3 separate regions of the Homo sapiens genome follow, and regions 1 and 2 are each linked to region 3. The links are chromatin contacts, found by Hi-C in ENCODE. All regions are on one chromosome and are shown on one strand. The core of a region is the stretch at or near the end of the contact, and the rest is flanking DNA. Distances in the headings are between cores, read along the strand shown.

Region 1 (3,171 bases), core at 92-2,591, 1.1 Mb after region 3:
GGCTGCACCCCAAACACTTGCCATCCGACTAAGGGTGTGGGGCAGCCCTTCTTTCCTTAGTCCTGGCATGTCGGGTGGGTCAGCTTGGTGGACAGCTGGCCCTGCTGACCCGGGATCCGCCCTGGGTTCCCCATGGCCTGGAGGCAGGAGGAGATGGCCACTGCATCCAGCGTCGCCTCCTGGTGCTGCGGGCCCCTGACGGACAGAGGACGCTCGACCCCTGCCCGCCACCGCCCAGGGAGTCAGCCCGACTCCCAGGCACCCGCCCCTCTCCCTGCCTGGAGCTCAGCTCGCGGGGTTGGCTAGGGAGTGATGGGGAGTGGAATCCAGCGACACCAGGTCACCCTTCCGGGAGCCTTTTCTCCAGCTGGGACGAGAGGGAATCAAAGGAAAGTAAGACACGGCTCAGGAGGCCCACGCCGAGAGCGAAGAGTGAAGCTCACGCTGGCAAACTGGAGCGCGCGGCCCCTCGGCAGAGGACCGGGGCTCAGGAGGCGGGGACGCGCCTGAAAACAGGGCGGGAGCCTTTCCAACCCCCGCGGGCTGCGATGCAGCAGAAAACTCGGCCGCCTGCACCGGGGATTCTCCAGAAACACAGGCGTGCCTGGGTGTGCGCTCAACTTCCCGGGCGAGGGACGTTTCTGCACTTGCCCTCGGCTTCTGAACTTTGTACTTTGCGAGTGTACTTTGTACTTTGGTCCTGTGTCCCTGCAGCCCTGTGACTACACGCGCACACGCAGGCGCGCGCACACGCGAACTGACGGCTCGCTGGCGATGCTGGAGGCTTTCACAGCCCCCCTCCGGACGCGTTAAGCTCTCCCAGGTCCCACCCCTGACACCGTGGCACCCCCAGACCCACTGCGCCCTCGCACTCGACGCGGGTCCCTGGGGGAAGCGCTCGCTGCGCCCTCGTCTCCCTTGGAGGAGACACTGGCCCGCCCGGCCGGCCGGCTTCTCCCTCCATGGGGACGCTCGCGCGCACCGCCCGGCAGCGCGGGACGCTCCCTGACGCCTGTCCTCGCGGGCCCTCCCACGCGGGGCGCTTCCCTCTGAGACCCGAGCCCAGTCCGGAGGCTCGCGGAGGCCGAGGCGCACTGTGGGGCTCGGCCCGGCCCCTTCCCCGCCCCTCCCCGCCCCTCCCCGCCCCTCCCCGCGCCTCCCCGCGCCTCCCCGCGCCTCCCCGCGCCTCCCCGCCCCTCCCCGCGCCTCCCCGCCCCTCCCCGCGCCTCCCCGCCCCTCCCCGCCCCTCCCCGCCCCTCCCCGCGCCTCCCCGCGCCTCCCCGCCCCTCCCCGCCCCTCCCAGCGCCTCCCCGCCCCCTCGCTCCGCCTCCGGCCTCCTCCGAGAGCTCCAGACCTCCCGGCTACTCAGAAGCCCTCGGACTGCCCGGACCGCGCGATGGAGTCGACCGGCAGCGTCGGGGAGGCCCCGGGCGGACCCCGGGTGCTGGTGGTGGGCGGCGGCATCGCGGGGCTGGGCGCGGCGCAGAGGCTCTGCGGCCACTCCGCCTTCCCGCACCTGCGGGTCCTGGAGGCCACGGCCCGCGCCGGGGGCCGCATCCGCTCGGAGCGCTGCTTCGGTAACCGCCCCTCCCGGAGCCCCTCCCGGAACCCAACCGGCTGCGCCCGAACTCGCCGGCCCCAACCTGCCCTGCGCGCAGCCGACCTGCCCGGCCGCCTCACCGGGCTCCCCGAGGGAATCCCCGCTCGCTTAATCCGCCAGAGTTCACCGCCCCGAAACTCAGGGCTCAGAGTTAGTCAGGAGGGCGCCGGCCAGGGAAGGCGACCTACGGCTCCACAAGGCCGCCCTGATTCTGCCCCACGGGGGCCCCCCCAGCCCCGGGGTACGCCCACCCTGCGCCCCTCCCTCTGGTCCACACCGCCCGACAAGTGCCCTCCTGCCCAGGTGCTCCCCTTAAACTGGGTCTGACAGGGCCCTGCCCTGGGGGACCACAGGGCCCTTGGGGACAGTGTGGTACATCCTCCTTGGGAAGGCCAGCGTGGGCGTGGCCCAGGAGAAGGGCTCGGGGTGACCCTTCTAGGAAAGGGACCTCCAGGTGGCATCTGCTGTCCCCTCGCAGGTGGCGTGGTGGAGGTGGGCGCGCACTGGATCCATGGGCCCTCCCGGGGTAACCCCGTCTTCCAGCTGGCTGCTGAGTACGGGCTGCTGGGGGAGAAGGAGCTGTCCCAGGAGAACCAGCTGGTGGAGACCGGGGGTCACGTGGGCCTGCCCTCCGTGAGCTACGCCAGCTCCGGGGCCAGCGTGAGCCTCCAGCTGGTGGCGGAGATGGCGACTCTGTTCTACGGCCTGATAGACCAGACCCGGGAGTTCCTGCACGCTGCAGAGACCCCGGTGCCCAGCGTCGGGGAGTACCTCAAGAAGGAGATTGGCCAGCACGTGGCCGGCTGGACAGAGGATGAGGAGACCAGGAAGCTGAAGCTGGCCGTCCTGAACTCCTTCTTCAACCTGGAATGCTGTGTGAGCGGCACCCACAGCATGGACCTGGTGGCCCTGGCACCCTTTGGGGAGTATACCGTGCTGCCGGGGCTGGACTGCACCTTTTCTAAGTGCGTGCCTGAGCCCCTGCCCCGCCAGTCCTCCCACCAGGCTCCCCAGGGCACCGGGGCTGGCTGAGCTCCGCTCTTGCTTGGGTATGGGAGGGACAGGAGACCATTTGTCCTCCCCATTCCGACAGACTGGTTGCTCCTTTCCCTAGTTTTGCTCATTTAAGCCAAAAAAGTTATTTCTGAGAGAGAGTGTTTAAAAGAAGGAAAGGTAAGGCTGAGTGCGGTGGCTCACGCCTGTAATCCCAGCACTTTGGGAGGCTGAGGCAGGTGGATCATGAGGTCAGGAGTTCAAGAACAGCCTGGCCAACATGGTGAAATCCCATCTCTACTAAAAATACAAAAATTAGCCGGGCGTGATGGTGCATGCCTGTAATCCCAGCTACTCGGGAGGCTGAGGCAGGAGAATTGCTTGAACCTGGGAGGCGGAGGTTGCAGTGAGCCAAGACTGCGCCATTGCACTCCAACCTGGGCGACAGAGTGAGACTCCATCTCAAAAGAGAAAAAAAGAAGAAGAGTAAAGACTTCTCTTGCTCCTGTATTTATGAGGGGCTTCAACTGCAGAGGGGGCCAGACAGGCCCTCTCCCTGTGGCAGGGTGGCTGCCAGG
Region 2 (3,037 bases), core at 493-2,992, 1.0 Mb after region 3:
GCTGACTTGGCCTTCTTGATGCTCCTGAATTCTTACTATTAATCACACAAACTGACAGGCCCAGCAACTGTGACTGGGAGGGACTGACGTCCTCCTCACAGAGGCTGTGAGCTACCGCAGGGACGCGTGCTGAGGGAAGCAATGCACGCATGTCACACTCCACCACGGACAAGCGGGGCACACACTCCTAGTGAGCACACACTCCAAGTGATTAAAACACAGAGGGACGTGAAAAAGAGTCTCTGTTGAGAGCTCAAAGCTAACTGTACAAATTGGTTTGAAAAATGTTATTTTACAACTTGTGGAAAATGTCAAGAGCCCAAAGGCTTTTACAGAGACAGAAAGTACAGTCATGCATCACTCAACATTCTGAGAAATGCCTGGCCAACATGGTGAAAACCAGTCTCTACCAAAAATACAAAAATTGGCCAAGCCTGGTGGCGCACACTTGTAATCCCAGCTACTTGGGAAGCTGAGGCACGAGAATCGCTTGAACCCAGCAGGCAGAGGTTGCAGTGAGCCCAGATCGCGCCACTGCACTCCAGCCTGAGCGACAGAGAGAGACACTATCTCCAAAAGAAAAAAAGAGAAACGTATGGTTACATGATTTCCTTCTGTGCGATCATCAGAGTCACTCGCAGACCTGGATGGTGTACGGCCTACAATGCACCTAAACCACCTAGAGGAGCCTCTTGCTCGTGGGCTACAAACCTGCCCAGCAGGTGGCGGTGCTGAACACTAGACAACTGTAACACAGAGATATTTGTGTATCTAAACATGGAAAAAGTACAGGGGCAGGCATGGTGGCTCACGCCTGCAGTTACAGCTCTTTGGAACGCTGAGGCAGCAGGACCACTTGAGCCCAAGAATTTGAGGCCGCAGCGATCTATCAGCTATGATCGCACCATTGCACTCCAGCCTGGGTGACAGACGAGAAAGCTAAAGCCTCTATCCGCCACTGGGCCCATTCTCTGCAGTAGATCTGAAGCGTCCACTGCTTCCCGCGTGTGTTGTCATTCACCATTTTAATTAGGTGACTCTTTACTCTGACGTCTGTCTCTCCTACAAGGCTGCCGCGCCCTCCTGTGATGCCTTCCCCCACACGCCCTGAGCACCTAGCACAGGTCCTGTGTTTCACGGGAGCTGCGGGGACTGGAGAGGTCGACAGGACCCCGACAAACCAGGAAAGGGCCTTTGAACTAAAGTAACGGGAAGTCACCCAAGGGCTTTAAATTAAAAACGGTTACAATAAAACTGGAGTCACTTTGGCTCCAGTTCGCGACTGGTTTAGAGGGAACAAGATCCAGGGACTGCAGCGGGAGACGACAGGCGGGGCAAGGCGGACGGGAGAGGGCGTGCGAGAGGGGGACCTGCGACCCGGCTTCCCAGGGCTGGGAGGGGACACCCGGGACGACCCGGAGGCCCGCTCCGCCCCGCCCCGGCTGAGTGTCGGGCCGCGGGGCAAGACGCTGGCCTGGCCGGTGCAGGCCCGAAGGGCTTCGGCCCCAGAGTTCGGGGACCGCTGCACAGCCAGAGGGAGCGCGCGGGAAGAGCCGCGTCCCGCCAGCCCCGTCGCCTCGTGGGCCCCCCCGGGCCTGGCAGTCCCCCAACCCCCTCATCACGCCCGCGCCCGCGTTCGGCCAGGACTCACCGCAGTCCCGGAGCCACAGCCCCCGCGCAGCCCCCGACGGCGGCGGAAGTGAGCGTGACGTCACGTCCGGCTCGGCTCGCGGACGGTGGCCGACAGGCTGCGCCCGCCCGCGCCCGGGGTGATGCAGTTGCCCCCCGCGCTGTGCGCCCGCCTCGCTGCGGGGCCCGGGGCGGCGGAGCCGCTGCCTGTAGAGCGGGATCCCGCGGCTGGGGCCGCGCCCTTTCGCTTCGTTGCGCGCCCCGTGCGCTTCCCGCGGGAGCACCAGTTCTTCGAGGTGCGTGAGCAAAAGAGGGAAAAAGTAGTTGTAGGATCCAGTGGGGCCTACGGCGGCGAGGCGGGGCCGGAGCCTGGAGTGGGAGGGGCCTACGACTGCGGGGCGGGGCCGGAGCCTGGGACAGGCGGGACCTGAGGTGGTGGGGCGGGGCCGGAACGTGGAGTGGGCGGGGCCTGAGGCTGTGGGGCGGGACCGGAGCGCGGGATGACTGGGGCCACGGGTGTGGGCGAGGCCTGACGCGGTGGGCGTGCCGCGAGTCACCTGGCCCCGCCCACGGCGCACTTTTCCTGCAGGATGGGGACGTGCAGCGCCACCTCTACCTCCAGGACGTGATCATGCAGGTGGCCGACGTGCCTGAGAAGCCCAGGTAAGCGAATGGGCAGTGCCTAGCCAGTGCTACTCCTGCGCCGCCTCCCTGACCGGTGCCTGGTCCCTGGGGCTGTGCTGCCGCTCTTCCATGTGCGGCCGCCCCACCGAGGCGCTGTGCCTGTCCAGCTTTGGCGTGGCCGACTCTTCCACCACCTAGCCTGTTTGTGAAACTTAATTCATAAAAAGAGGGTTTGGGATTGCAAAAGATGCATAGGGGCTTTATTGGACGTCTCAAAGGGAAACTGTGCAGAAAGTCCAGCTTGGTTCCTCGCACCGGAGGAAGGGCTCCTGAAGCACGTCTCCTTGGCAGGGTGCCCGCGTTTGCCTGCCAGGTGGCCGGCTGCTGCCAGGTGTTCGATGCCCTGGACGACTACGAGCACCACTACCACACGCTGCACGGAAATGTTTGCTCCTTTTGCAAGCGGGCCTTCCCTTCCGGACACCTGCTGGACGCCCACATCCTGGAGTGGCACGATTCGCTCTTCCAGATCCTGTCTGAGAGGCAGGACATGGTGGGTGACAACTGCACAGCCGCCGAGGCCACCCCCCATTGGTGATGGGCTCAGAGTGCTGCCCCCAGCTCTCGGGTGCTCGGGCAAGGCCGGGGACACCTTTCCGCCCTTGGCAGCTCTGCTACGGGGGCATGGCGGTGGGGGAGGGCCAGGGGTCAGAGGGAGGTGACACGGTCTCCATTTCAGTATCAGTGCTTGGTAGAAGGCTGCACAGAGAAGTTCAAGACCAGC
Region 3 (3,312 bases), core at 529-3,028:
AGAGCACGGTGCCGAGACCCAGAAGAGCAGCCAGCTCTTGGCTGACACCAGCAAGTGCTAAACCAGATGCGTTTCTCAGACGTTCTCTCAACCCGCAGCCAGAAACGAGAGGCAAATCTGCCTCCTGATCAGCTCCTAGTTCACTCTGGGCTTTCTTTACTTTGAATATTTATGTTAAAAACAAAAACATTTCTCAAACATTCACCATCGTGAGTTCTGCTGTCCCGAAGTTCAGGACACAGTGACGGGCCACCCTGGAGCGTGTGGGGCCTGGTGTGGCTGGGCCTTCAGCCCTCCTTCTAGGCAGCACACCATGAATCCCCGGTGCCGTCTCCCGGAGGAACGGCGGTGCACGGCCCCACACTCACCAACGCCGGCCTGAGGTCGTATTACTGTAATTTCCCATAATGCTTAAATTATTTATCGCAAGTAAATAGCCTGGCTCCTGAGCGCTGGGCTCTAAAATTTTGAAGGATCCATCATACCTCTGCACGCTATCTATAAATGAAAAATGCACATTTCAAGTATTTTAAGAAAATGTCAAAAAACATGAAATGTGTCATCAATGTACGATTTTAAATGATTTGCATGTTACCTGTAGAAAAGAGCTGTATGTCTGCATGTGACTGTATTACAGTGCCCACAGGCAGACGCGGCACCACATCTCCCTGCAGGTGATAATTCGGGGGTCCCCGGGGCCCCCTGGCACCCCGGGAGGTGTCCCTGCAGGCCTGTCCCATGTCACCTCACCTGCCTTCTCTGCTTTCTATGGCGCCCACGGCTGCACGGTCACTCAGGAGACACCAGTCCCCGGGGTTGGCGGCTTTATCTACAGGACTCAGCAGCGCACTCGTTCCTGGCAGGGCAGGTCTTTGCACAACGGCCTGGCCCTGCCTCCAGCGCACATGGGTGAGCAGAGGATGGACACCGCGCGGTCACCAAGGAGACTGAGCCTCTGAGCGGCCGGGCCCCGCCACCTGTGGGGCAGGAGCCTCACTCGCACTCGGGCGGCACAGGTGAGCGCCTCTCTAACTGCAAAGTACAAACGAGCCCGCACGTGGGCCCGAGCGGATCACGGAAAGCGGAAAGCAGGGCTGCCACGGGCGGTGGGCGGAGGCGCGCGCAAGCCCGGAGACGCCACAGCCGCGGGGGACCCTCGCCCCGAGGGCCCGGGCCCAGCCTGCTCCTCCTGCGGCGCCGCCACTAGAAACGGAGGACGCGGGCGGGCGCCCAGAACTCGCGTGGGGCCGCAGCCACCCGGCGCGAGCTTCTCCGGAAGCCGGGGCGCCCCGGGAAGCCGTCCCGGACACCGGGGGAACCCCTGCGGGAAAAAGCCGCCCAGCCGCGCCCGCCCCTGCAATAGCGCGCGGCCCCCACGTCGTCCCCGTGCCCGCACTCACCGTCCTCCTTGTCGTCAAACACCGGCCTCCGCGCGGTGGCCGCCGACATGGACGAGCCCATCCTCTTCTTCCACTTGCTCCACTGAAACAGGGGGCGCGGCTGCGAGCGGACATCGCCCGAGTCCCGGGCCCGGGGCTGGCCAGCAGCGGGCGGCGGCAGGGCCGAGGGCGCGTCGGAGCCGGCGGGGCGCGCGCGGCCGGGGGGCGGCGAGCCCGGGGACGCCGCGGCGCTGCTGCCCCTGCGCTCGGCGCCACTCCTCATCGCCGGGTCTGGGTGCGCGCGGCAGCCGGAACTCGGGGCATGGCCGGCCGGCAGGGCCGGGAGCGGCAGTGGTAGCGGGAGCGCTCGGGGCCGGCAGCGCCCGCCGTGCGCTCTTCTGGGCGGTGGAACCCGCCCCGTAGATTGCGAGCGCTGGGGGCGGGGCAGGGGCGGGGCTTCTGGAAGGGGCGGGGGCGGGGCGGAGCTCCTGGAAGGGGTCGAGGCGGAGCTGAGCGCCGGGGCGTGGCAGGTGCGGAGCTTCGGGAAGGGTAGGGGCGGGGCCGAGCCGGGGGCGGGGCAGGGGCGGGGCTAGTGCCTGGAGTGTCGCTAGGGAGTGGGTGGCCGCCACCAGTCTAGGGATGGGGGCTGTGGTTCGCCGGGACACGGGGACCACGGCTCAGACTAGACGGCGGGTACGAGAGCGAGGGAGGCAGGGAGCGTCCCCACGGGTATCCTGGGGCCCCGGAGGTCGGCGTCCCTGGCACGGGGACTGCTGTGCCCGGCACGGCGGCGGGACCTTCTCGCGGTCTCCGGGGGCCTCCCTCCCCTGCCTTCTTCGTGAAAACAGCCGGCGCGCGGGCTTCCGCCGCCCAGTGCGGGGAGCCCTAAACTCCAGCCTTCTGCTTTGCGCAGGGTGAGGCCGGGCTGCAGGCCCGGGATGCGGGCGGCGGGAATCTGCCGGGCAGAGCCCGGCTCACGGTCAGGAGGCGGCAGGCTGAGTCCAAGCGCTGCGCCAGAGGGTGGGGTGGGGCAGGGCGGGCCTGGCTGCGCGCGCGCACACGCGGGCGCCTGGGGTGGGCGCTAAGCCCTGAGCACGTGCGCCCGCGCTCTCGGGCACCCCCGTGCCATCCTCGCGACCCCCGTCCGGCCTGAGACCGCGTGCCCGAGTCGCCCAGGGTCCCCTTGTCCAGATGCGACAGGGGCCTCGGCACTCGGCGTATTTCGGAGGCCTGGGGCGCGGCTTGACCTCCGGGCACCTCTGCCCCTGCGCAGGGCCAGGCGCGACCTTGCGCGGAAAGTGCTGGGCGCCTTGGAGTGCCCTGGAGAAGGCGCGGCTCTGCATGGAGCCTCGCCGCCTGCCCCTGGCGCTTGTCACTGAAGAATCAGTTTTTGCTACCGGGCTGTTTGACTTTAGGAAGCCTTTACCTCCTTAAGTTCTGCCCTGTAACCAGGACACAAAGACGGGGTCTCTTCCTCCTCGGTGAAATCCTAGATGGGATTTCCTGCTGCCCGCCCGGACGATGAGCGGATCCCCAACATGGCTCCAAGGCCAGTGTCTCCCGCTCCCGTCCCTCCCACCGCACACAACTGTCTACCCTGTCATTCAGCCACTGTGAGCCCTGCCTCCCCACGGCCTTTGACATTCAGTGTGGCCGCCCGCCCTAACCGCCTGATGCATGAAATGTGAGCACGGGAAGTCTGTGTGGCTTCTGGGCCAACAGGAGCCCCCATCCCTTGGGGACTATAAGGAATGGAACCATGCCCATCTACCTAGGACATGCACCCGCCTGGACATGCACCCGCCTGGACATGCACCCGCCTAGGACATGCACCCACCTGGACATGCACCCGCTTAGGACACATGGCATGCATTTCACTACTGAGATTTAGAGGGTATTTTTATGGCAGCATAACCTAGGTTACCTGACCAAC

What was found. Hi-C counts contacts between places; a loop is a spot of excess contacts on that map. Pooled maps may share reads with other maps.
Region 1: a map of CD4-positive, alpha-beta T cell shows a loop between it and region 3 (7-fold over the local background). The contact joins the promoter of PAOX here to the promoter of STK32C in region 3. A Hi-C loop is called at or near these places in 3 of 168 maps with a recorded cell type or tissue (CD14-positive monocyte, CD4-positive, alpha-beta T cell and ascending aorta), 4 of 37 single-sample maps with no recorded cell type and 16 of 50 pooled maps.
Region 2: a loop to region 3 is called in a map of CD8-positive, alpha-beta T cell, with 14 times the contacts of the local background. The contact joins the promoter of ZNF511-PRAP1 here to the promoter of STK32C in region 3. A Hi-C loop is called at or near these places in 4 of 168 maps with a recorded cell type or tissue (CD8-positive, alpha-beta T cell, ascending aorta and naive thymus-derived CD4-positive, alpha-beta T cell) and 13 of 50 pooled maps.

What each region holds. Positions count from the first base shown.
Region 1 is chr10:133,377,921-133,381,091 of GRCh38, forward strand. It overlaps PAOX (polyamine oxidase), which reads left to right and starts at 1,342. Exons shown (of 7, transcript NM_152911.4): 1 at 1,342-1,577; 2 at 2,079-2,565. The coding sequence starts at 1,397. It overlaps LOC124902563 (a long non-coding RNA gene), which reads right to left and starts at 971. Exons shown (of 2, transcript XR_007062395.1): 1 at 1-971. RefSeq lists an enhancer at 435-934 and silencers at 908-1,167, 1,268-1,677.
Region 2 is chr10:133,307,172-133,310,208 of GRCh38, forward strand. It overlaps ZNF511-PRAP1 (ZNF511-PRAP1 readthrough), which reads left to right and starts at 1,743. Exons shown (of 9, transcript NM_001396060.1): 1 at 1,743-1,925; 2 at 2,219-2,292; 3 at 2,605-2,806; 4 at 2,993-3,037. The coding sequence starts at 1,773. It overlaps TUBGCP2 (tubulin gamma complex component 2), which reads right to left and starts at 1,701. Exons shown (of 18, transcript NM_006659.4): 1 at 1,652-1,701. ZNF511 (zinc finger protein 511) reads left to right here and starts at 1,743. Exons shown (of 6, transcript NM_145806.4): 1 at 1,743-1,925; 2 at 2,219-2,292; 3 at 2,605-2,806; 4 at 2,993-3,037. The coding sequence starts at 1,773. RefSeq lists enhancers at 878-1,107, 1,831-2,526, 1,934-2,228 and a silencer at 1,338-2,187.
Region 3 is chr10:132,306,172-132,309,483 of GRCh38, forward strand. It overlaps STK32C (serine/threonine kinase 32C), which reads right to left and starts at 1,779. Exons shown (of 12, transcript NM_173575.4): 1 at 1,401-1,779. The coding sequence starts at 1,662. RefSeq lists a silencer at 1,603-2,252 and enhancers at 2,505-3,049, 3,050-3,312.